3 separate regions of the Mus musculus genome follow, and regions 2 and 3 are each linked to region 1. The links are chromatin loops, found by intact Hi-C in ENCODE. Cell type or tissue: heart. All regions are shown on one strand.

Region 1 (8,000 bases):
AGGACTTCCAGCAGGTGGCGCTGGGATGTCCATTGTACTCAGGTGCCTACCCAGGACACTGGTGTCGAATGGGGCACATCTTTCAGCAGAATATTTATGCTTACAAATTAGAAATTTCATACCAACGTGTTACAGGATGGAACGTAAGATCCATATGGACTTTCATAAACATCTTTATATGTTTGCAAACAAATTTTGACATTCCCTCCAATGACCTGGCTCATTATTATTATTATTATTTAATCTCTTTTTACGGTCCAGTTGTTATTGCCCTCTCAGTCTGCCCTCTGACTGTTCCTCATACTATTCCTCCTCCCCTGTCTCCAAGAGGCTATCCCCACCTCACCAAAGCTCCCCATTCCCTGGGGCCTCAAGTCTTTCGAGGGTTAGGTGTATTTTCTCTCAATGATGCCACACTTCTCTCAGGCAGTCCTCCACTGTGTGTGCATTGGGGGCCTCAGAACAGCTATTGTATGCTTCCTGAGACCTGACCCTTCTTAGAGAGGTCGTGTTTTCCTTCACACCAAGCCTGGAGCTCAGAGGAGGTAATCAGAGAGTTGCCTCCTTCATGGGAAGGAGGGAGCCTCAGGCTGGGAGGGAGCTCTGCAGAATCCTGCCTCTACCTCTACTCGCTGTCTGTGACTTTACACAAGTCACATATCCTTTCTAAGCTGCCCTAGCTGCCCAGCATCAACAATGTCTTTCTTAGGGGACTTTTTTGTGAGGATTTTATATAGCACTGTAGAGAGAAGGCATCTAATTAAAGATGGCTGCTGTGAAGGGAAGCCATGCACAAGGGTTTTCAGCAGGAGAGCTGCATGCTGCAGAGTGGGTGGGCTCACTGGGTGACACAGTGAAGGAGGATATCAGACTGGGATGTGGGGATATTCCGGAAGCTTCCGTGAGGGCAGACTTCTGTCTCACATAACCCCAAACACTGACTCTTCTATTTAAGTATGCGTCCTAATTTTAAATTCTAATAATGCAAAGGAGAAATAGTCAATGCCCATCATATGAGGTATCTAAGGGCAGCTGATGCTCTGCTGAGACCCTATAAGGGAGGTCCGAGAAATGCTTTGGGAAGGAAGACTGGCCCTTGGGTGCCTTTGGGGACCCCCATTATCCGAGTACAGCAGTCGGACCTGATACCTGATAACAATTCCTGAGGCCACATTCATGGTTACGTTTGCAGCCGGGAGCCTGACCTGCACCTCGGTGCTGTGGAGAACATAAAAGCTGGAGGCATGGCCCTGTCCCTGGAGTATCTATGGAAAGGGGACTTGAGACAAGTCACAATTTACAGTTCTGTCTAGCATGTAGGAGGGCTATGTTCAAACCAGTGTAGCACAGCTGTGGACACACAGAGTAGGTACAAACCTGTTCCCACACTCACTCCTACATACAGCACTGTATGGGTGGAGCACTGTGTGGGTGGAGCACTGTGTGGATGGAGCACTGTGAGGATGGAGCACTGTGTGGGTGGAGCACTGTGTGGGTGGAGCACTGTGAGGATGGAGCACTGTGTGGGTGGAGCACTGTGTGGGTGGAGCACTGTGTGGATGGAGCACTGTGAGGATGGAGCACTGTGTGGGTGGAGCACTGTGTGGGTGGAGCACTGTGTGGGTGGAGCACTGTGAGGATGGAGCACTGTGTGGGTGGAGCACTGTGTGGGTGGAGCACTGTGTGGGTGGAGCACTGTGAGGGTGGAGCACTGTGAGGGTGGAGCACTGTGTGGGTGGAGCACTGTGTGGGTGGAGCACTGTGTGGATGGAGCACTGTGTGGATGGAGCACTGTGAGGATGGAGCACTGTGTGGATGGAGCACTGTGTGGGTGGAGCACTGTGTGGATGGAGCACTGTGTGGATGGAGCACTGTGTGGATGGAGCACTGTGTGGGTGGAGCACTGTGTGGATGGAGCACTGTGAGGGTGGAGCACTGTGTGGGTGGAGCACTGTGTGGGTGGAGCACTGTGTGGGTGGAGCACTGTGTGGATGGAGCACTGTGTGGATGGAACACTGTGAGAATGGAGCACTGTATTGTAGCTCTAGGACCAGCAAATATCACAGCAGGAAAGAACCTGGAACCTTTAAGAAGAAACCTTTCAGGGTAGAGAGATGGCTTGGTGGTTAACAGCACTTTCTGCTCTTCTAGAGGATCCATGTTTGATTCCTAGTGCCCATGTCAGGTCAGTCACAAGCATCAGCAGCTCTGGTTCCAGGGGATCTGACACCCCTGCCCTCTGCCCCCTGTGAGAACCATTACTCCTGCGCACACACCCACATGTAGACTCACACTGCTACACATGAAATAAACCCAGAAGCAGAACAGCTACCTTTCTGTCTATGTGACCCATGACCTTATCGCCTATAACCCTAATACCCAGGCAGAGGCAGGGAGACTGAGATTTCCAGGGATGGAGAGACCCTATCTTTTAAAAAAAGAAACAAAGAATGAAATTTATGGCTTTGAAGAACCCCCAGCCTTCTCTGAAGCCAAGGGATGAAGGCTCTTAGGAGGGGAGCCTGGTGGGCACCGAGGGGCTTGTTAGATGGAGAGGGGCCATCTCTGGCTGTTTGTTGTAACAGGAGCTTGGATCTTGGTGGAGGGGAAGAAAGGTGGCATGGGGACACTGAACTGATAGGGCAAGTCTCCCTACGCCTGGCGTGGTGACCAAGTGCCATCTGGGCTCCTCCAGACACTTAGCAAGAAAAGTGGAAAAGGCACAGAGAATGTTGGGGGTGGTGAAATTTTTGTGGGACAAGTATCCATCAAGGACAAGGGGTTGCCAATCACCTCCGCCCGAGCCCACCTGAGCCTCAGCTGTCCCTTCTGGGGAATGGGGAGCTTTGAGACCTGCCTGGAAGTCAGGCTTGAGCTCCTAAAATCCTTCCACCGAAATACTCTGGACTCCTGGGAAGGGGCAGGGCAGATCGGGAAAAGAAGAGAAGGTAGGAAGGCAGGGGCTTCCCCTCTGGGCCTCAGTTCCCCAACAATATCACAGAAAGAAGACGGAATGCCCAGCAACGGGGCCCATTGACTCTCAGGGCTCTTTAGACCTCAGGCTGTGAACACTGACTCCTCTCTCCTCCCCAGTACCAGGGCACCGCAGAGAACCACCTCATAGACTCCATCAAGCTCTCTCCAGGCCAGCCAAAGAGCAGATGCTGCTGATCTCGGCCTCCCTCCGGACTCCCGATGACAGCTGTGCAGCCATTCCAAGTGCAATCCCACCAGCCGGTACTCAGCTAGGAGGCTGGGGCACTGCAGCAGGAAAGAATGTCACAGGCAAATCCTGGCCCCAGAGAAATCACGGGCGTCTCCATGACTCAAGCTCCTCTTTCTCCTCTGCCTCAACACCGTCCTGCTCATCTCTGCAGACAAACTGCTCCCTTCAGCACCACGGACCGACAGGTTTGGATGGAGATGCAGGTCTGATTCCCTCAGCAGTCAGAACATGGACCGCTCCTGACAGGCAGAAGCCTACAGGCCTGAGACTTCCCACAGCTTCTTTCAGGGAGAGCTGAGGGAGCAAGATAAAAACAGTTGTACCTATTTCCTGGGTGCTCAAACAGCTCCCATAACTGACCAGGCCTCAGTGCGCCCTCTGCCAAATGAGAGTTCCCAAGGCTTCCCCATATCCTAGGGCGACTGAGAACCATAATCTTCATTTAAATCCCACGTGCTGGTGTGGACACACAGGCTCACTCCTTTGGAGAGTATTTTTGATGCCTTCGATGTACATTGCACTGAAGTCACCAGACACACAAAGCAGACATGAGTCCTTCACTCCCAGAAGCGCACCTGGAGAGAGAGGGCCAGCAGACATGAGCAAGACAGACAACAGCAACAAGGTACTGTTTTAGACAAAGGGGCCAAGAGGGCTTTCCTGTGACGGTGACCGTTGGGCTGGCAGCTGCAGGAAGAGCTACAGGAAGAACATGCCAGGAGAGGGAGCAGCTAGGCCAAGGCTCTGAGGCAATGGGCAGAGTGCTGCATTCCATTCCCTGAGGACTCAAAGCTGCTATCTCAGAGAAAAAAAGGCCAGGGATATCCTGTCCCCAGAAGGTACTTTGATCATTTGATGACTGGCCACTAGGGGGCAGAAGTGTCCTCTGCTTTTAGGCTGAGGAGTTCTGGGAACACTTGAAAAGCTGGTGTTTGTGTCAAGAAAATGGCTGAAGCTTGTTTCCAGGCTGTAGGAATGTTGAACCTGGGCTAGTTGGGTAAAAAAAAAAAAAAAAAAAAAAAATCAAATGTCTTGATTCAGGCAACAAATCGAAATCAGAGACAGATCCCAGAGCGAGGTACTTGGAGAGCTGTGGATTCTGTGTCCTGTTCATTTCAAAGCTAGAACCTATTTTTTTTTCCTTCTGTCTTCACACTGCACAGATAGGGTGGCTCATTCTGAAGGAGGTGGACAGAACGAACTTTCAGGGTCTTCAATGGTCAGGTTCATACCTCATGCCTTCCACAGACATTCCTGTCTCCACAGAAGTCTTCTTTCCTGAGTTCCAAGCAGATCCGAGGTGTCAATCTCTAGGAAGCCAGTCAGGGGGTAATAACTGGGGGTCTGGGGGCTCTGTCTGCACCCGCCTAGCTCTGAGGTATAAAGCAACTTACTAAGGACAGCAGTCACAGGAACAATGAGCCCTGCATCCTTCAGAGATGAACACTGTGCCCCCGTCACACATTGGTGTGGCTCTCCTGAAGTCAGACTGTGGAGGGATGTGTGTGGGGAGGTGTGCATTCGGCAGCACGATGAACATAAGGACCATATCTAAGGGTACGCAGCAAATAGTATGTGTTTCCATTGTTTATATCCTTTATGGGACAATAGTCCCTCTTGGTCAGTGATACCAGTCTCAGTTACCCATGGTCAACTGTGGACCAAAAATATTAAATAGCAAATCCCAGAAATAAATAACTTACAACTTTCAATGCACGTGTCATTTGAAGGAGTGTGGTGAACCGCTGCGCCATCCTACCCAGGTCAGTTGCCTTTGCTCTATTCTGTGCATCTAATCCAGCAGTTACTTTGTAGCTGTCTCAGATGTATCAACTGCCATCATTCCAAATGCCTCTATTAATAGTAACCAAAGTTACGCCACAATACCCATGTCACTATCTCATCACTGAGATACGCCATCATCTCATGTTGTCACATGAGGATAAGGTCGGGAACAGTACAGTATCTTTAGAATATGCATTTATAGCCTTTTATTACTTGTACAGACTCATGGTCATTTAATTTATTGTCAATTATTGTCCATCTCTTGCTGTACCTAATTTATTCATTATACTCTGTCATACGCTTGTGTGACTAGGAGGAAACATAGCACCTGGGGGCGGGATTAGTACTATGTAACTTTAGATATCTATGGGGGAGGGGGATGTCCAGGAGTTTCTTTGGACGAGAAGAGACTATGGTGTTTGCTTTTTAATTTTTTAAAAAAAAAAATCTATGTCAGCATAATTGGCATGTCAACGATGTTAAAGTGTAGGCAGTAAAAGCCACATCATTTCATTTCCAGGGCCCCGTAAAAAAGTGAGATTGTTCAAAAATTAAGACTTCAAGACAGCAATAACAGCATCCGACATTGGAGGTGAACCCTCCTGAGGACTCACCTCCCCGTGACGTGGTCCTGAGAAAGCAGTGAGCTTTCAGCTCAAACAACAGAGCTCTGGCCCGACCCTGCTGGACACACTGTAGCCTGAAGGGAAGGCTCTGCCACAGCCTTAAAGCACATGACATAGATTCTGTGTCCTCTTTAGAGTCATAGCACAGACTAAATATTCCAAATGGAAGCAGGGACCTGTGGGCCTGGAGACTCACAGATATCCTATTACAACTGGGAGATGTGCTGACCAATCCCCAGGGCAGAGTGAGCTGAGCTGACAACCAGACCCACAGTAAGGGTCCCTGCGAGCCACTGTAGCCCAACCATGAGTCACCCTGAGTTGGAGACTGGCCCTTAGCATCCATGCCAGCAGGCACAGGAACTTCACCCCACCACAGCGACATCTAAGTTGGGCGCGGTGGCAACATATCCCAGGCCCTCTTCATAGTCATCCCTTCAAGAAAAAGACCCCAGTCAACAGGATTCTATTGATCGGGCTCACCACAGCCTCGCTCAAGTGGAGCACCCTTGGCTGCTGGTCAACGGAGAACTCAGATCAGGACTCCCCGCAGCATGTATCCTTGGGGCTCGGGAAAAGAACAAAGCCAAATCTTATCACCAAACAAAGCAGGCTTGGACGTTAGGCCCTGCCCTCAGGGACTTGGGAAAATGCCCATTTCTGCTGCCGTTTGCTCCCACATAACAGAGCTTTTCTACTGCTGCCTGGTGGTTGGGCTGTCTATCCCTCGGCCACAGACAGCTTCTCAGGCTCTGCTTGCAGTCCCACACCGGCCTCTGGCACCCAAGAGCAGCCTTGTGTGCACTCTCTCTGTGCACATCACAGTGACCAACAGCAGCAGCTCGACTGGGACAGGAGAGCCACAGATGAGGACTTCTGTGGCTTTCACTTACCCTCGTCTCCCTCCCCCTGCTCCAGAGCAGTGCTGGGGAGCTGTTGGTTAGACACAGGTAGCTCTGGGATGAGTAGCGCCCACTACTGTTCGCTATGCTTCCTCTCCATGAAGACAGGGCCTGCTCTAGTTTTTGTTTTGAGAGAAGGGGTGCTTTTTGTTGTTTTTTATGGGGAGGGGGCTGATAGGTTTGTCTTTTGTTGTAGTTATTGATGCGCAGCCTTGAACTTGGTATTCTTCGGCCTCAGGCTCCCAGTTGCTAGGGTGGGCGTGTTTTGATTCACCGCACTCAGCTTTACAGACTGGCGGACAGTAGGGGATGGATGAGTTTTAGTGGACTACTGCCCATCTATTCTTTAAATAAATACATAAATGGATTTTACTAAGACCAAAACCTCATCACTTTTTTTTTTCACCATTTCCATTCTTTTGAGAATTTCATGTACTTATAAAATGTGCTTTGATGAAACCTGACCCCATTCCCTCCCTTTCCACACCTCCCCCATGTCCCACCCCCACATTTCCCTCACAACTTAATGTGTTCTCCCTTTAGCCTCCTTGGAGTCCATCTAGGGCTGCCTGCATATGTATAGGTGTAGATGCATCTACTGGAGCACGGGCAACCTCCCTCTTAGTAGCTGCATCCCTGGAGAAAACTAACTCCACCCCTCCACTCAGCTGACTGCCAATAGCCCTTCAGCTAGTGATGGGATTTCATGAGTCCCACCCCCACCCCAATCCTTGCTGGGATTTTAGCTGGCCTGATCTTATGTAGTCACAGCCCTGCACACAGCTATTCTTTTTTTTTTTTTAAGATTTTTTTTTCAATGTATATGAGCACACTGTCACTATCTTCAGACACACCAGAAGAGGGCGTCAGATCCCATTACAGATGGTTGTGAACCACCATGTGGTTGTTGGGAACTAAACTCAGACCTCTGGAAGAGCAGTCCGTGCTCTTAACCGCTGAGCCATCTCTCCAGCCGTTTAAGAACACAGTTGTTCTTAATCCAGGGTGTACTGGAATTCAGCAGCAAAATCATGTATATAATACCTTATGTAGTCTACCATAGAAAGTTTGCATAACAACTTCTACATAAGGAGAATTTAGGAGGATAAGTGAGAAATTAGTAAATGTGGGTTACCTTTCATGGGAAAGTCTGGGCAGGCAGGATCAAGTCTTTCCAAGGTATAGGCCTTCATTTTGAACTCCCAGGTCTTTAAATGTATTACTCAACCAACAATTAAAAGGAAGGGAAATGACAATTGGTAGAAGAGAGGGAGAGAGAGAGGAGGGGAAAGAAGTAGAGAGAAGTGTGATCAGGACCCACCAGGACTTAGCCTTGATGCCAAGGCTGATGGGCTGAATTCTAATTAGGGGGAGGGGAAGCACAAATCTCCAGGCCCATGTGCTGTGGCACAAATGCCAAGCTTCCATCCAGGTGAGAGCACCACAGTCATTCTTGGCTCT
Region 2 (8,000 bases), 270 kb after region 1:
CTGGGCCCACCCGAGCCGGCAGAAGGGTTGTTGGTCTCTGCCGTGTCGCGCCGATGCTGCCCATGCCACGTTGGCCTGGCTTTCCGGAATCTGGGTACCCTGTTTCCCCGGCTGCAGCAGCTGTGCTGCCGCATGCCTCGCACCCTACGCCGACTCTTTGTGGCTGAGCTGTGCAGCTGGATGGCACTTATGACTTTCACACTGTTCTACACGGACTTCGTGGGAGAGGGGCTGTACCAGGGTGTACCCAGAGCCGAGCCAGGCACCGAGGCCCGGAGACACTATGATGAAGGTGAGTCTTTAGCACCAGTGGAAGCTGCTATTGGCGGCTGCCCTGCAGAGGACAGGCCAGGGTTGGGAGATGCTCACAGCCTGGGTGACTCTACCCTGGGTGACTCTACCCTGGGTCCCAGCTCCCCGTCAGTAAAGGAAAAAGGATCTCTCTATATGCAGTAGCTCATGAACACTGCTGCTGCTGTCTTGGTGACTCAGTAGGGCTTCTAGGTCTATGTGGCTCCAGTTCCATTGGGTCCTGTGCTCCCTGCTTGCTTTCCAGTAACTCACCATGCCTTCTAGTTCAGCATTCCACAGAACTGTCTTAGAGCCAGTGTGGGGGCTGTTTTGTGATCCCCCCACCCTTACATACCTTGTACTTCTTCCCTGGAACATCTTCCTCTGCCCTTTGTCAACAGCCCTGGTCACCTTCACTAATTACAATCTAGATGCTGTCGTCCTTGCAGGCAGGTGGGGAGGGCCCCAGGGAGCAGATGCCCATGGCTACTAGTCTCTAGCTCCCCCTAGATTGTGTAGGGTCCTTACCCCACTTCTTCCCTACCTCCAGGCATTCGAATGGGCAGCCTGGGGCTCTTCCTGCAGTGTGCCATCTCCCTGGTCTTCTCCCTGGTCATGGACAGGCTGGTACAGAAGTTCGGCACACGGTCAGTCTATCTGGCCAGTGTGATGACCTTTCCTGTGGCTGCCGCTGCCACCTGCCTGTCCCACAGCGTGGTGGTAGTGACAGCCTCAGCTGCCCTCACCGGGTTCACCTTCTCGGCCTTGCAGATCCTGCCTTACACGCTCGCCTCCCTCTACCACCGTGAGAAGCAGGTACTCCCATTGGCTAGTACAGGGTGGGGGCGGCCTGAGTATGTGGCGTCTGACAAGTGATGTTGGAAAAGACTTGGATCTCTCTGACCAGAGAGGACAGCTGGGGCCAGAGGCTACAGCCGCTGAAGAAGGGTAGATTCTAGGAATGACTTCCTGGCTTTAGAACTAGAAAGCACTTGAGTGGATGATTGCAGGAAGTGCTGAGTCCCTCACTAGGAATCTTGAACAATAAGCATACAGCGGAAGTCCTTTATTCTGGGCTGTATTATTATATCCAGAGGTAGAGTGTGGGTCCCTGGCGTGTGGCTGTGGCAGGTGGCAGTGGAAATGGCCTGGCCTTAGCTAATCTTTGCTAAGAGAGGCAATGTGATGGATCTGTATCCTGCTTGCTGCAAGATGGCGGAGGCTTCTTTCTTCCTGCCCCTCTTTCTAGTTTACCTTCTAATCCTCTGTGTCTCTCTGTCCCCCACCCACCCACTCCTCTCCCTGCTTTCCTCCTTTGCATCCATCCTTTTCCTCAATCCCTTCAGTGCATATCTGAGCCTGACATACTAACTTCGTTTACCTGAGCTTAATAAGCTGGGGAGGGGGAGGAGAGGCCGGGGCGCTGGCACCTTAATCCACACTAACCAGTTCCTGCAGAAGGCCCTCTTCCTTGGCAGGCTTCCTGACTTAGACAGCGTGCTCACCCTGTCTCCAGCACTGTCCTCCCTGAGCTTTAAGGACCTGGATTCAGAACTCCATCAGAAGAAGCACAAGTTGGTGTAGCTTAGGGAAGAGACCACAGGCCTTCCCCTTCTAGAGTTTTCAGAGTTAGGAAAGACCTGGCCCTGGCCCACAGCTTGTTCAGCAGTAATTTGCAGGGGTGTGGTGGGGGGTGGGCTGGTAATGGGAACCTGGTCCTTCCTGTTGACTCTTTTTTTTTTTAAAGATTTATTTATTTATTATATGTAAGTACACTGTAGCTGTCTTCAGACACACCAGAAGAGGGCATCAGATCTCGTTATGGATGGTTGTGAGCCACCATGTGGTTGCTGGGATTTGAACTCTGGATCTTTGGAAGAGCAGTCGGGTACTCTTACCCATTGAGCCATCTCACCAGCCCTGTTGACTCTTATGGAGCTCTGGGCTGGGGCTTTAAAAGCTGCTGTCCAAAGATGAGGCTTGAGCACCTGTGGTTATACCAGGAGTAGCCTTCCTCTCTGTACTGAGGAACATGTCTGTCCTGGGGACCTTTCTAGTAGCCAGCCTTAGTGGCCTTTCCTTGGATGGCAGGCAGGAATAAAAGGGTCTATAGCAGTAGCTGGGGACAGGCTTGGTCCTGCATACTGTCCAACTGTCCTTTGCCACTTCCTGAGTTATGGGATGAGCTGATGAGTTGTGGGTTTCTCTGGTACTGCCTGGGAGCTTCCAGCTCTCTGTTGCAACCAGCTTCATCAGCCTTCTGTGTTAGACACCGCCTGGCACAGGGACCAGTATGGGGTAAAACCTTGTCTTGTTATTCAGTAGGAAGCCCCAGGCCATTGGGGCTTAGGGTTGGTGGAGGGGGGTGGTGACCCTACAGGCATGTGTTCTCTAGTCCCTGGCAGCCTACAGGAAGAAATTGAAAAATGTCAGGGTCAGGCAGCTGGGCTGTGGAGGTCAACAAGAAAAAAAAAAAGTTCTCCCTGCTGCCTCTCCCTTTTGTAGGCCCAATTACTGGGCTCTCCCTGGCCAAAGGCAAAGGCCAAGGCAGTGACCTCGTGTTGAACAGTTATCTCTAGCAGGCCTGGATCCTAGAGGGGCAGGACAGTGAAGACTTCCCTATGGCCCAGTGGAAGGAAGGGTGTGCAGGGGGTTGAGGTAGTCCCTGTGGAACTTGGGACCTCGAAAGCACCTCCTTTGTTTGTTTGTTTGTTTGTTTGTTTTTGTTTCCCCCTCTGTTCTTCTGTCTCTATTCTGTCTCAGTTTCCTATCTTTTCTAGAGGGCTCTGCACTTTTCTCAATCTGTGGATCTGAGTTGACTGACTCCTTGTGTATTCTAAGAAAAGCTAGAATAGACTTCAGGCTGTTTCCCCAACCATGTTAAGGGGGTGGGGGGTGGGGGTGGAGAGTCTGCTTGGAATCCACACCAAGTAGCACCTCCTTAGGTTTTGGATTTTTTTCCCCCCCCTGAAAGCCAGTTGCCTGGTTTCCTATAGCCCCTGATTAGAGGCAGTGAGGGCCTGTTGTCATATACGGGAATCCCCGCACCTGAATACACACCTGTCTTTGTTTCCTTTTTATCCCCACCCTCAGGTGTTCCTGCCCAAATACCGAGGGGACGCTGGAGGTAGCAGCGGTGAGGACAGCCAGACAACCAGCTTCTTGCCAGGCCCTAAGCCAGGAGCTCTCTTCCCCAATGGACACGTGGGCTCTGGCAGCAGCGGCATCCTGGCCCCTCCACCTGCACTCTGTGGGGCCTCTGCCTGCGATGTCTCCATGCGAGTGGTGGTGGGTGAGCCACCTGAGGCCAGGGTTGTTACGGGACGGGGCATTTGCCTGGACCTGGCCATTCTGGACAGTGCCTTTCTGCTGTCCCAGGTGGCTCCGTCCCTGTTCATGGGCTCCATTGTCCAGCTGAGCCACTCTGTCACTGCCTATATGGTATCAGCTGCAGGCTTGGGTCTGGTCGCCATTTACTTTGCTACACAGGTAGTGTTTGACAAGAACGACTTGGCCAAATACTCAGTGTAGAATTGTGTAAGGCATCAAAGAGAGGGTCTGCCTCATGGGTTCTCAGCCCTTAGAGGGCTGCAGAGCTGGCCTCTCCAGGTCTTTGTCGCCTAAGTGGCTCTCTGCTGCCACCCTAAGGCAGTGAGGTGTATTGTTGCACAGATAGGAGCCAGAGCTTTCGGGGCTCTGGCTTCAGAGTCTGGCTGGCCTACTGGCAGCCTCTCGCATGGAAGTCATTCTGAAGTTCTGCAGGGATTGAAATGTGGTCTGTTCAGGTGTCCTGTATCAAGGCTCCAGGTTAACAGCTAACCTCCTGCTTAAGTCACCAGAGGGAGGATTTGGGGGACCTGAACAAACTTCCCTCCAAGTCCCTTGACCAGATTCTGCCACTGTTGCTCTTGCATGGGAGTTTCTTGTAGGATGCTCTCCTCCACAGGGTTTGGCAGGGTGGAAGTTGGAAGGAGGAACCCTAGCAGGCAAGATGAAACCCCGTGATCTACAGCACTGCCTTTCTGCTGAGTCTCCCACCCCCCACTTGTTTCAGGAAATGGCTCAGCTTGTTGGCCACAGAGACACAGGCCTTTAAATATTTAATTTATTATTTATTTAACAAATGAGAAGAAAATTCATTCCCAGCCTTTTTATGTTGTGCCTAGGAGTTGAGTAGGGTGGGATTCCCCAAAACTGGGTCCCCTAAAATAGCTGGTCACTGTGTTAGATATTGCCAGACTCCTCTTCTGGGGTGATAGATATGGTCCCCCAAACTGCTCAGCCCAGTACCTCGGGCAATCTCTTCATCCTAATTGAGAGCCATAAGATGTTCCTGCTCAAGGATTGGGACCCAAGGTCTCCACAGCATACCAAATCCCAATTCTCTCTTGACCCAGTTTGGTTCCCTGATTGCCCACTTCTCCCTATGGGAAAGGACTGTGAAGAGATTGCCCTTCCAAGTCTGTCCCCTGGCTCCAGGACCTCTCTATGGGGCTTTCTGAATCCTAAGCACAAATGTGGTTCCTTAGGCTTCTGCCCATCTCAGCCTCTGGGGCATATCTGTCACAGCCTGGGGAATCTCACACAAACTCAGGAGTACTCCCCGCCAGAGCCAGTGAGCTCATCACGTCGAGGGGGATTTCAGTGCTGATTGCAATAATGTTATCTATGTCTTATTTATTTAGCAGAGTAAATATTTTATACCGTATGTGATAAATCAGAGTATAATGTTTATGGTGATGAAATTAAAAGCTTCGTATATGTTTACTTGATATGTGTTTGTCTTTTCTGTATGAGGAGGAGGCCATTCTAAAATCAGCCTCACTCTGTTCCTGGGGGACTCTTAGCTTTGGCAGCGTCAGTTCCCATGTGTGGCCAGCAGGTGGAGCCATGGGCCAGGTACAGGCATAGGGACTGAAGGTAGAGACAGGAAGAGTCTTAAGTGCAACACTGTGCAGTTTTCTGCTTCTCCAGGGGTCACTGAAGATGGAGCGTTCACAGTGAGGACAGTTGGCGTGTGGAGGCAGGATTTCAGTAGTTGCCATGGCAACGTTCTTTCACATCATACCCTCACCTGGTCCAGCTCAGTCCTTCCTGCCTTGCCCTCTCTCTGAGCTCTCCAACCCAGACATTCCTGCCCCTGACATTCTAGAGTGGTCAGCACAGTTAATACCCACACGAGGGCTCGTTTTACTTTTGAAAAGGTTTCTATGGGACTGGAGAAGATGGCTCAATGGTCAGTGCGTACTATTCTTGCAGAGGACCCAAGCTCAGCTCCCAGCACCTGTACCAGGCGGCTCAAAACTGCCTGTAACTCCAGTCCCAAGTGATCTGATGACCCTCAGACTTCATCATACAGACATACACATAAATGACAATAAAATATTACAAAACAAAGTCCTCTGTATTATCTAACTTTATTGTGAAAATTGTCAAACAGTATGTGTGGTATAACCAGACCCCGGCTTCGCAACTCAAAAATCGGTTCCTTTCCAGGGGTTAGTTCTTAAAATTCTCTGCTATGCCATTTTATTTCACTTGTAAAACTTTGGTATGTAGCTCCAAGAGAAGTATTCTGGGTGGGGAGATTGCTCAGTGGCTAAGAGCATTTGCTGCTCTTCCAGAAAACCGGAGTTCTGTGCCCAGCATTCACAAGTTCTTGTCATTCCAACTCTAGGGGGCTGAACACCCTCTTTCTGCCTCTGCACACACACACACACACACACACACGCACACACACACACTCAAACACCACAGTTTAAAAGAAGACTGTTTAATTACTTGCCTGTATGCCATGTTATCTAATGGAGCATAGGGTAATTAATTATTCAGGTCATGTACAGCTAGCTGCCAAAGGAGAGTGAGTGTCAGTGCTGCTTGGTGTGGTGGTTTGAATAAGAGTGGCCCCTCTAGGCTCATATACTCAAATGCTTGGTCATCATGGAATGGCACTACTTGGAAAGAGTAGGAGGTGTGTGTGGCCTTGTTGGAGGAAGTGTGTCACTGGGGGTGGGGGTGAGGAGGGCTTTGGGGTCTCCAAAGCTCAAGCCAAGTCCAGTGTTGTTCTCTTCCTGCTGCCTACAGATCCAGATGTAGAACTCTCAGTTCCTCCTCCATCATTATGTCTGCCTGCATGCTGCCATGCTTCCTGCCATGATGATAATGGACTAAACCTCTGAAGCTGTAAGCCAGCCCCAATTAAATGTTTTCCTTTATAAGAGTTGTTATGGTCATGGAGTCTCTTCACAGCAATAAACACTGATAGTTGGTTTAAAACAGGCCCTAGTTTATATACATTACCTCTAGTTGCTTTGCTAAATTGTTTCCTGCATTCCTGGGTGTCTGTCCCCCTTTTTATTATTTTTAGCCTGCCATTTAAGAGTCCTGGGATTTTTCTGAAGTGTTGCCCACACTCCATATTGGCCTGGCTGTTTCCTCAGGTCTGCTTAAGATGGTCCTCTTTTTTCTTTTTGTGGTGCTGGGAATTGAACCCAGGGCCTTGGGTATTCTGGTGAGTGCTCTATCACTGTGCTATGCCCCCAGCCTTAAGGTACTCCTCCCGCACCCCCATAGGCTGCCAATAAGATAGAGGCTTGGCTAGACTCAGGGTTTATTTTGGTAAGACTGTATCACAGGTGGTCCTTTCTGTAAGCATCCTTCATAGGTATAAAATGTCTTCCTGCCCTATGTTTTGTTTTTCTGGTGTGTGTGTGTGTGTGTTTAGAGTTTCCCACCAACCTTCCATCTAAGCCACTGGAGATTATTGCCAAGGTCTCCTCCCCTCCCCTCCCCTCCCCTCCCTTTCCTTTCCCTTTTCTTTTTTTTTTTTTTTTTTTTTTAAAGATTTATTTATTACATGTGAGTACACTGTAGCTGTCTTCAGACACACCAGAAGAGGGCATCAGATCTCTTTACGGATGGTTGTGAGCCACCATGTGGTTGCTGGGATTTGAACTCTGGACCTTTGGAAGAGCAGTCGGGTGCTCTTACCCACTGAGCCATCTCACCAGCCCCCACCTTTCCCTTTTCTTTCTTTCTAAGATTTGTTTGTTTTATGTATATGAGTACACTGTCTCTATCCTCAGACACCCCAAAGAGGTTTTCAGGTTTCATTACAGATGGTTGTGAGCCACCATGTGGTTGCTGGGAGTTGAACTCAGGTCCTCTGGAAGAGCAGTCAGTGCTCTTAACCACTGAGCCATCTCTCCAACTTCAAGGGTCTCGTTTCTTCAGATGTGAAATTACACCCTTCAACCTCTCTCAGTGTCTGTCTCTATTTTTCACTCTTATATTTTGTCCCCCCCCCCTTCTCTCTATAGCCCTGACTGGCCAGGATCGTGCTCCATAAACCAGCTCAAAGATCCATCTGCCGCTGCCTCCTTAGTGCTGGGATTGAAGGGGTGTGCTACCACTGCCTGGCATATCTCTAAAAGAGAGAATCTTTTTTTTTTTTTTAACTTGTTTATTTATTATATGTAAGTACACTGTAGTTGTCTTCAGACACCCCAGAAGAGAGTGTCAGATCTCATTACAGATGGTTGTGAGCCACCATGTGGTTGCTGGGATTTGAACTCAGGACCTTTGGAAGAGCAGTCAGTGCTCTTAACCGCTGAGCCATCTCACCAGCCCAAGAATCTTTTTGAAAACTCACTTAAGGTCTGGAGAAATGGCCCAGAGGTTAGGCAAGCACCCTTGCTGCTCTTGTAGAG
Region 3 (8,000 bases), 53 kb after region 1:
CCCGGGCTGCCTTTGACATCCTTCTCCTCACAGTGTGTCTGGGTGGTGAGCTTCCTCTCCTCGTTCTTCCTGAGCCTGCCCTACGGTGTCGCAGTGGGTGTAGCCTTCTCCATCCTGGTTGTGATCTTCCAGACCCAGTTGTAAGTGACAACCCCGCCCCTCCCAGGCACAGTATGGGGTTGCTGGACCAGTCTGCAAGGGGACTCCCATGCCAAGACGTAGCATACATAGCACACTGTACATTCTGCCTTCTGGGCCCAGCACAGGGACATGCTACCAGACCTCAGAAGTACAGAGTTCGGCCAAGACAGTGGGCATAGACTAAGCTACCTAATTTCTGTACCCTAAAACCTCAGAGCAAACCAGCATGGTTTCAGAGGACTGGGGATGAGGGGAAGCAGACAGGAAAGAGTGAGTGAAACCCACCATCCCTCTAGAAACACTGAGAACCTCAGCTCAAATGGGACCCTACCCCGGGAACACTAGGTCAGAGGATGGACTCTGTGCTCTTCCTCCAAAAGTAGCCATCAGAGCAGGTGAGGCTGCCACAGAGGAGCTAAGTGGGCAACAATTGCCGCTGAGTGTTGGAGAAACCTTGTCTTCTTGTAAACTCAGAACCAGGGACTTACAGGCTTCTCACCTAAGGACTCTTCTTCCTTCTCCCCTGAGCCTAGTCTGGGGGCCACTTCAAAACATGCCTAGTGGTAGACCAGCCAGAGACATCAGACCCAGGTCCCCAGGGCAGAAAGACTAACAAGCCTACATAAGAGCAGGAGTCCCAGAGATGTAGAGATGGCTCAGAGATTAGGAGCACCGGCTACTCTTCCAGAGGTTCTGAGTTAAATTCTCAGCACCCACATGGTGGCTCGCAACCATCTGTAATGAGATCTGATGCCCTCTTCTAGGGTGTCTGAAGACAGTACAGTGGACTCATATACATAAAATAAATAAATAAATAAATAAATAAATAAATAAATAAATATTTTTAGGAAAAACAAAGAGCAGGAGTTCCGATCCAGCACCCGTATCGCTCTACCGTGTGAGCATCCATCCATACCCCCCTCTCTCCTCTTCTTCCTCTAGTCGAAATGGCTCCACACTGGCCCAGGTCATGGACACGGACATCTATGTGAACCCCAAGACCTACAACAGGGTACGTGATTCAAGCTTAGAACCTCCCTCCTTCACTCTGTCCCCTCCCCAAGACCTATCTGTGACCTGAGCTCAGTCTCTCTGTCACAGGCCCAGGAAATTGCGGGAGTTAAGATTGTCACTTACTGCTCCCCTCTCTACTTTGCCAACTCAGAGATCTTCAGGCAAAAAGTCATTGCCAAGGTAAGCCTCCATCCTTGCTGACCAGAAGGGCTGAAAAGAGAGTGACCAGAAGATGGAAGCAGAAAGGGGCTAGGCGCCAAGGGCAGGCCATCCCACAGAGGTACAGGTCGAGATTGCTGTTGGTCCTCTCCCCACAGACAGGTATGGACCCCCAGAAAGTATTACTCGCCAAGCAGAAATATCTCCGGAAGCAGGAGAAGAGGACGGCGATACCCACACAGCAGAGAAAGTCCCTCTTCATGAAAACCAAGGTGAACTATGGCCTGGACCAGCTCCAGGCCCATTCTTAACTTGACCCTAACTCCCAGCCTGCAGCACCGTGAGAGGGAGGCAGGAAGTCTCTGGGAGCACTTGCTGGGAGCACTGATGGTCACTCTTCTAGGGGAAGGCTGTCAGCTCCTGGGTACCAGTGCACCCCATCTTCAATGGGAATTTTCTAGGTGGCCAGGCTGTGTGAGAGTAGAAGTATAGGAGAAGCAGGCAGACATGGGTAAATGCACTGGGAACCCTGCTCTCATCCTCTCTCTTATTCTCTCCCTTGTTCTCTCTCTCTCTCTCTCTCTCTCTCTCTTTCTCTCTCTCTCTCTCTCTCCTCAAGCAGAGCAGCCAAGGCTTCAGGCTTCTTCTTCAGGTTCTTGCCACTTGGGTTGGAGAGACAAGCCTGCAGGCCTCCATAGGAAGGGCTTTAGGAGAAACCTGTATTCACCACCAAGCTGAGACGTTGCTCTCCTGCCTCTGCTTGGCGTTCAGTGCCAAGGTCCTGACTGCCCCCCTTTCCACCCACAGACGGTCTCTCTACAGGAACTCCAACAGGACTTTGAAAGTGCTCCCTCTACTGACCCCAACAACAACCAAGCTCCTGCGGCTGAGGCTCACATATCCTACATCACCTTCAGTCCAGACGCCTCCACAGCTGCTGCATGTGAGCTGCCCGCCTCCACTCGGTCCCCCCAGGAGGCTAGTGACACTCTAGCCAGTGTGCCGCCCTTTGTCACCTTCCACACTCTCATCCTTGACATGAGTGGAGTCAGCTTTGTGGATTTGATGGGCATCAAAGCTCTCGCCAAGGTGAGGCTCCGTAGGGTGGGAGGAGCTTGTGTGGACAACTCCTGTCCATTTCCCTCCAGGCCCTCATTTGAACTAGCCGAGGGAGGTTCCAGACCCTAGGGACTCCTTGCCCCCAATGCAAACAGAGTGGACACACTCTTCAGTGCAAGTTGAGGACACTGAAGCATTGGAGTGAGTTCCCTGAGCCTCAGCACACCCACCAAGACCATCCTGCATTCTTTATCGAGTTATCAGTCCCAGACCACACCTTGGGTCCTCTGACTGAGGCCATTGGTCCTGCTGCCCACACTCACCAGTGAAGCCAGGAGAGAAGACACCATAGTACCTGCCGTGTACTAACACATAGGTCAAGCAGGCAGCCTGAGGATGCCAAGAATACAAGGGTCACTCTGATCACTCTTCAGTGGCCCTGCCAATGCCAGGTTGACAGCGAGCCTCAGAGAGGCCCCAGTGAAGGCAATCCAGGAGAGCAGAGAGGCTCAAAGCAGTTGATGTCACTACCAGGCAGGGACAGTGAAGGCCCTTCTCTGGTGTTGAGCTCAACTGACTTCTCTAGGTTGGACAATGAGGTGGAGACCTTCACTGAAAGCTTGCCTCATGGAACCTTGGTTCTGAACACTGAAAGCAAAGGTCTGGCCCTTAAAACAGGTCATGGTAACTTGAAGTGTCTGCCACACTGGCAGAGCCCCATTTCCGCTCCACTCCTCAGAGAGGCCTTGGGCCAACACTCCAGAGAGACCTAGGGTGCTCTCTGCCACTCATGCCTGTGGCTGCCAGGGCCCTCAGGATTGCTTGTCTGTTTGGCTTCCCCTCTGAAGTGTGTTTCATGAGTCGTTTTTAAGACCCACTCAAAACATTCCTTTCCTTTCTTTTCTCCCATTTCCTTCCCCTCCCTTCCCCAACTCCTCTAGCTAAGCTCCACCTATGAGAAGATCGGAGTCCAGATCTTTCTGGTAAACATCCACGGTAAGAAAACTGGGGGTCAGGTGGGCATTTAGGGGACCAGAGGCTGGAAAGGGATGCAGTGGGGACGGGTGAGCAGGTGAGCATCCTGTGGGCGGGGTATGTTCATGCCATTGAGAGTAGATAGAATTATATTCTGTTCACCCTAGTTTGTGTGTATGCTGAACCTAGCCAGCCAAGTCACTTTCTCCATCTTGGGGTTCATTTCCATACATAAAAAAATCGGGGTGGGGGTCGACTGGTTGAACTTGGGATCCTTTCCAAATCAGAAGGTTCATGGATCTGTTTTAGCACAGAAAACCCACATGCCCTGGCTTCCCAGAGACTTGTCTCCAAAGGGTGCTTTAAGCAGCCTCAAGGACATGTCTCCAAGCAAAGGACACTCGCTGCATTTGCACATATGCCAAGGGCAAAAAACACACAGAGACCAAGAGAAATATGAAGGGGATGCATACACATCCAGATGCCACCCAGCAGGGCTCTTCAAGGGCCCCATAAAGAGCACATTCATAACTCTTACCCCCGTGACCACTCCCCAAAAAACCATCTCCAGAATGTGATCAGAGTAAGGGCTCAGCCACATGTTGGAAGTTTGAGGAAAGAGGAAGACTGGGCCTTGAGGGCTGGAATTGGCAGCCATTTCCACGTGGATGTATTAACCTTTCCTTGACAAGCAACAACATCGCAAATCTAACCACTTCCTTCTGGTCGGGCTCATACTGCCCTCTGCCGTCCAGAACTGATACTGCAGGGCCAATTGTCCGCTTTCCCCCACCAGCCCCTCCCACCAACTCCAATCCACCAAGGCTGTTAGTTATCTTTTCCTGTTACCTGCCTTCTTACAGCCCAGGTGTATAATGACATCAGCCACGGAGGTGTCTTTGAAGATGGGTGTGTACAGCGCAGTCACGTGTTCCCCAGCATCCACGATGCAGTCCTCTTTGCCCAAGCAAATGCTAGAGAAGCCCCAGACCGCAACTTCCATGGGGTAAGTCTTCACGCCTAGAGAATCCTAGGTTCCAGCTCTCACAAGCAGGAGGACAAACGGACATCAGAAAGAACTGGAGATGGTTTAAGTTCCAATACCAATTCTGCCGTCTAGTTCTTTTGAATCTCGGGTCCCTGTCTATAGAATGGCACCGCCAACCATTGCCTGCCACACTAGGCTTGTTTCTGTTTAGGATTAAGTGATAATTATGCATCTGACATAAAGATTTGATGTTATTGATTGCTACTTATATATGCTGTCTCGCCTCCCACCACCTTCACTTTTTTTGGTAGTGGTGGTGGTGCCCTGGCTTGGAAATTTCAAGCTAAGGTGAATAGAGAAGCTGAGTTTTGTCTCAGCCTCTCAGCATTTAATTTACTAGCTCAGTGAGTGGTATGAGAGGAAGACATAAATAATTCTGTCTAAAATTTCAGAAATCTGAAGAGTCTGACCTAGCCACCCTTCACCTGCAGGTCCTGGAAAACTAGGGACCTAATTCCTGAGCCTTGTCCACAGGGACTCTTTTTATTATTAGATATTTTCTTTATTTACATTTCAAATGTTACCCCCTTTCCTCATTTCCCCTCTGAAAACCCCCTTATCCCATCCCCCCTCCCCCTGCTCACTAACCCACCCATTCCTGCTTCCCTGTCCTGGCATTCCCCTACACTGAGACATAGAGCCTTCACAAGGCCATCCTCTGCCACATATGCAACTGAAACCTTGAGTCCCTCCTTGTGTACTCTTTGATTGGTGATTTAATCCCTGGGAGCTCTGGGGTTACTGGTTATTTCATATTGTTGTTTCTCCTATGGGCCTGCAAACCCCTTCAGCTCCTTGGGTCCTTTCTCTAGCTCCTCCATTGGGGACCCTGTGCTCAGTCTAATGGATGATTGTGAGCATCCACTTCTGTGTTTGTCAGGCACTGGCAGAGCCTCTCAGGAGAGAGCTATGTCAGGCTCCTGTCAGCAAGCACTTGTTGGCATCCACAATAATGTATGGATTTGGTGATTGTATATGGGATCAATCCCCAGGTGGGACAGTCCCTGGATGGCCTTTCCTTCAGTCTCTGCTACACACTTTGTCGCTGTATCTCTTCCCATGGGTATCCATGGGACTCTTAAGAGTCCTTGTTATTTGTCATTACACCAATGACATCCAATTATTACACTTTAAGTGTAATATATGGTTTCAGTCTTTTGCATTTATTTAATGTGCATATATGTGTGTATAGACAAACACATCATGTCATGCATGTGGAGGCCAGAGGACAACCTATCCCTGTCCTTCTACCATATGGGTCCTGGGGATCAAATTTGGGTTCCTCAGCTTGGTGACAAGTGCCTTTACCCACTGAGCCATCTCTCTCACCCTTGTTTTAATATTTGTAAATAATTTATATTGCATACATTCTCTGCTTATCTATTATAAATCTTTCTCTCTCTCTCACACACACACACACACAATGCATACACACTCCTTACAATAGTGCGGTGAAGGAGAAAGCCAGCAAAAGGAGTTTGAATATTCTACCTTTACAGAACTCCAAAGAAAAGGAATCCCAAGGCCAAGCAACCTGCACCTCCTTGCCTATGATACTCACAAGGGGGCAGGCCTTGTGCACATCTGCCTCTAGCTGTGCTGTATCATGAGGCAGAGGAGGGCCAAAGATGGGAAAGGAGGAAACATGGGGTCCTCTAGAGCCTGCCCCCTTCCTGCCACCGTGCATCCACTGATGCTCTGATCTCTGAGCTCATCCTGCACCCGCTTCCTTCCCTTCAGGCTCCAGGGGATACTGAGTTCTCCTTGTATGACTCAGAAGAGGAAGGTCCCAGCTATTGGGACTTAGAACAGGTGAGTAGAGGGGCAAAAGGTGAGGGAGGAGAGAAATCCTGCTTCCATCTCAGGGGTTTGCTGGCTGTCTCCTCCAGCTCAGAGCTGTAACCTTGAAGGTGGCAAGGTGTCACCTGTCTTTTAATAATGACTCTTCTTAGCATCAATACACACAGGGGGCAGGGGTATCCTATGGAATGAGGTAGCCTCTGTAATAAGTCCTAGGGAATTGTTACTGGGGGTTTGTTTGTTTGTTTGTTTGTTTGTTTGTTCTGAGACAGGGTTTCTCTGTGTAGCCCTGGCTGTCCTGGAACTCAATTTGTAGACCAGGCTGGCATTAAATTCATAGAGATCCACTTGCTTCTGCATCTGGAGAAATGAGATTACAGTCTTGTGCTACCATGCCTGGCTAAGAATTGCTATCTATTCTTAACTCTCCAGTGTACCAAACCTGTGATTGTTGATGCCTCCATGAGACCACTGGGCCTGTTGTTATTATCTGTAAAATAAGAGTCATTTTTGGTAAACATGTGCCCTGCAAGACTGGCAGGAGGGGCTACTCATCTTTCATTAATTCATGAGGTGTTTTTGGAACACCTCCCACTTGCCTGACACTGTTGCAAGTGGGCATATGCAGCAATGAACAAAGGCCCCCGTTCTTTAGAAACTGCATACTGGGAGAATCAGATGACGTAGGAGTTATTATTGCAACTGGATAGGCATTTAAAACTAGAAGCTATGCAATACAAACTGCTACTGTCCTCTTGGGGTTTGTGGAATTTATCACCATTCTAGTGGCCCGAATTAAAGAAAGCAGGTGACTACATTTAGAGAAATATGGCCTAGGGTCTGTTAAACTAGTATCTCTCTTCCCAGCCTTTCCTTGTTTGAGTTCCATGGTCCTCTGAGTGCTGGGAGCAAGAGCAACCTAAGAGCTAACAGGCTCACTCATGAGCTCTCTTAGAACTCCAGCACATTAAAAAGAAGAAGAAGAAGAATTAAAGACCTAGATGGGACAGAAATGATACAGCTTCTCTAGTCTTGACACTGGTGTTAATTCTTAAAAAGCAGAGCTGACACTGGAGAAGAAAGTCCCAAAGATCACACACAGCATGGCTGGGAGGAACACAGTTCACAGTTAGATGCTACTAGCCCTTTCTCCCATCACCCAGTATTAGTTCATGTCTTATGCTAGCCTGACTCTCCCCTGCTCACCTGCAAATACAGTCTCGGGGTGCTTCATCCTGGCCCGTGGTACATAGTCACTTCTTGGTTGCAGTCACTCTAACTCCAGCAGATCTAGTCCTCTCCCCTCACCCATCCTTCCTGTGATCTCTGCAGGAGATGTTCGGGACCATGTTTCACACAGAGACCCTGACTGCCCTGTGAGGACCCATTTGGTTCCCATATTTCCTCCTGAGGGCCTGGCATCTGGAATTTCCATGGATGATACACTCGGGATTGCAGGAGTGACTGAGAGAAGAGTATGTCTGCCAAGATGCTAGAGCCTCTCTCAACTCTTTGTTTTCTCTTCCACCTTTCCCTCTCTCCCTGTCTCCCCGGGAGAGAGCCATCTCAGCCTCTGCAGCTGGATGAGCAAGCTCTGACAAGGATGAGACTCTGGTGAACCCATCTCATCACCTCCCCCTTCCCACTCAAGCCTGGGCCAACTATAAGCTCATACCTCCCATCAACGCAAGCCCCACCCCATGGCAGCTGACTTCCAGCCTTTAGAGTGAGCTAAGAACAGAATGATAAGAGCACCTGTGCTAAGCTGGACTGCAGTTCAAATGTATCTGTGTCCTGAGTGATT

What was found. A loop is a pair of places that touch in the nucleus more often than their neighbours do. Peaks named below come from ENCODE experiments on the same cell type or tissue, not always from the same donor. Only the 100,000 strongest peaks of a DNase experiment are listed, where the experiment ranks them.
Region 2: it touches region 1 in a loop (4-fold over the local background); 4 of 42 quality-filtered maps call a loop at or near these places.
Region 3: a loop joins it to region 1, with 7 times the contacts of the local background. A loop is called at or near these places in 32 of 42 quality-filtered maps.

Annotation. Positions count from the first base shown.
Region 1 is chr1:131,708,527-131,716,526 of GRCm38, forward strand. It overlaps Rab7b (RAB7B, member RAS oncogene family), which reads left to right. Exons shown (of 6, transcript NM_145509.3): 6 at 3,094-6,913. The coding sequence ends at 3,171. Among named protein-coding and RNA genes, the nearest start is that of Gm30104, 21 kb to the right of the region's middle. In heart, CTCF peaks have their summits at 11 (motif pointing right), 4,086 (motif pointing right), 4,297 and 6,582 (motif pointing left); DNase peaks (open chromatin) are centred at 10, 4,085 and 6,056; H3K27ac peaks cover 1,289 bases.
Region 2 is chr1:131,977,907-131,985,906 of GRCm38, forward strand. Slc45a3 (solute carrier family 45, member 3) reads left to right here. Exons shown (of 5, transcript NM_001177628.2): 3 at 1-292; 4 at 842-1,107; 5 at 3,385-5,066. The coding sequence ends at 3,822. Among named protein-coding and RNA genes, the nearest start is that of Slc45a3, 19 kb to the left of the region's middle. In heart, a CTCF peak has its summit at 3,940; DNase peaks (open chromatin) are centred at 3,925 and 5,285.
Region 3 is chr1:131,761,673-131,769,672 of GRCm38, forward strand. It overlaps Slc26a9 (solute carrier family 26, member 9), which reads left to right. Exons shown (of 21, transcript NM_177243.4): 13 at 34-140; 14 at 1,084-1,153; 15 at 1,243-1,335; 16 at 1,473-1,586; 17 at 2,122-2,403; 18 at 3,315-3,369; 19 at 4,212-4,354; 20 at 6,137-6,208; 21 at 7,529-8,000. The coding sequence ends at 7,576. Among named protein-coding and RNA genes, the nearest start is that of Slc26a9, 22 kb to the left of the region's middle. In heart, CTCF peaks have their summits at 2,175 (motif pointing left), 4,101 (motif pointing left) and 5,956 (motif pointing right); a DNase peak (open chromatin) is centred at 4,089.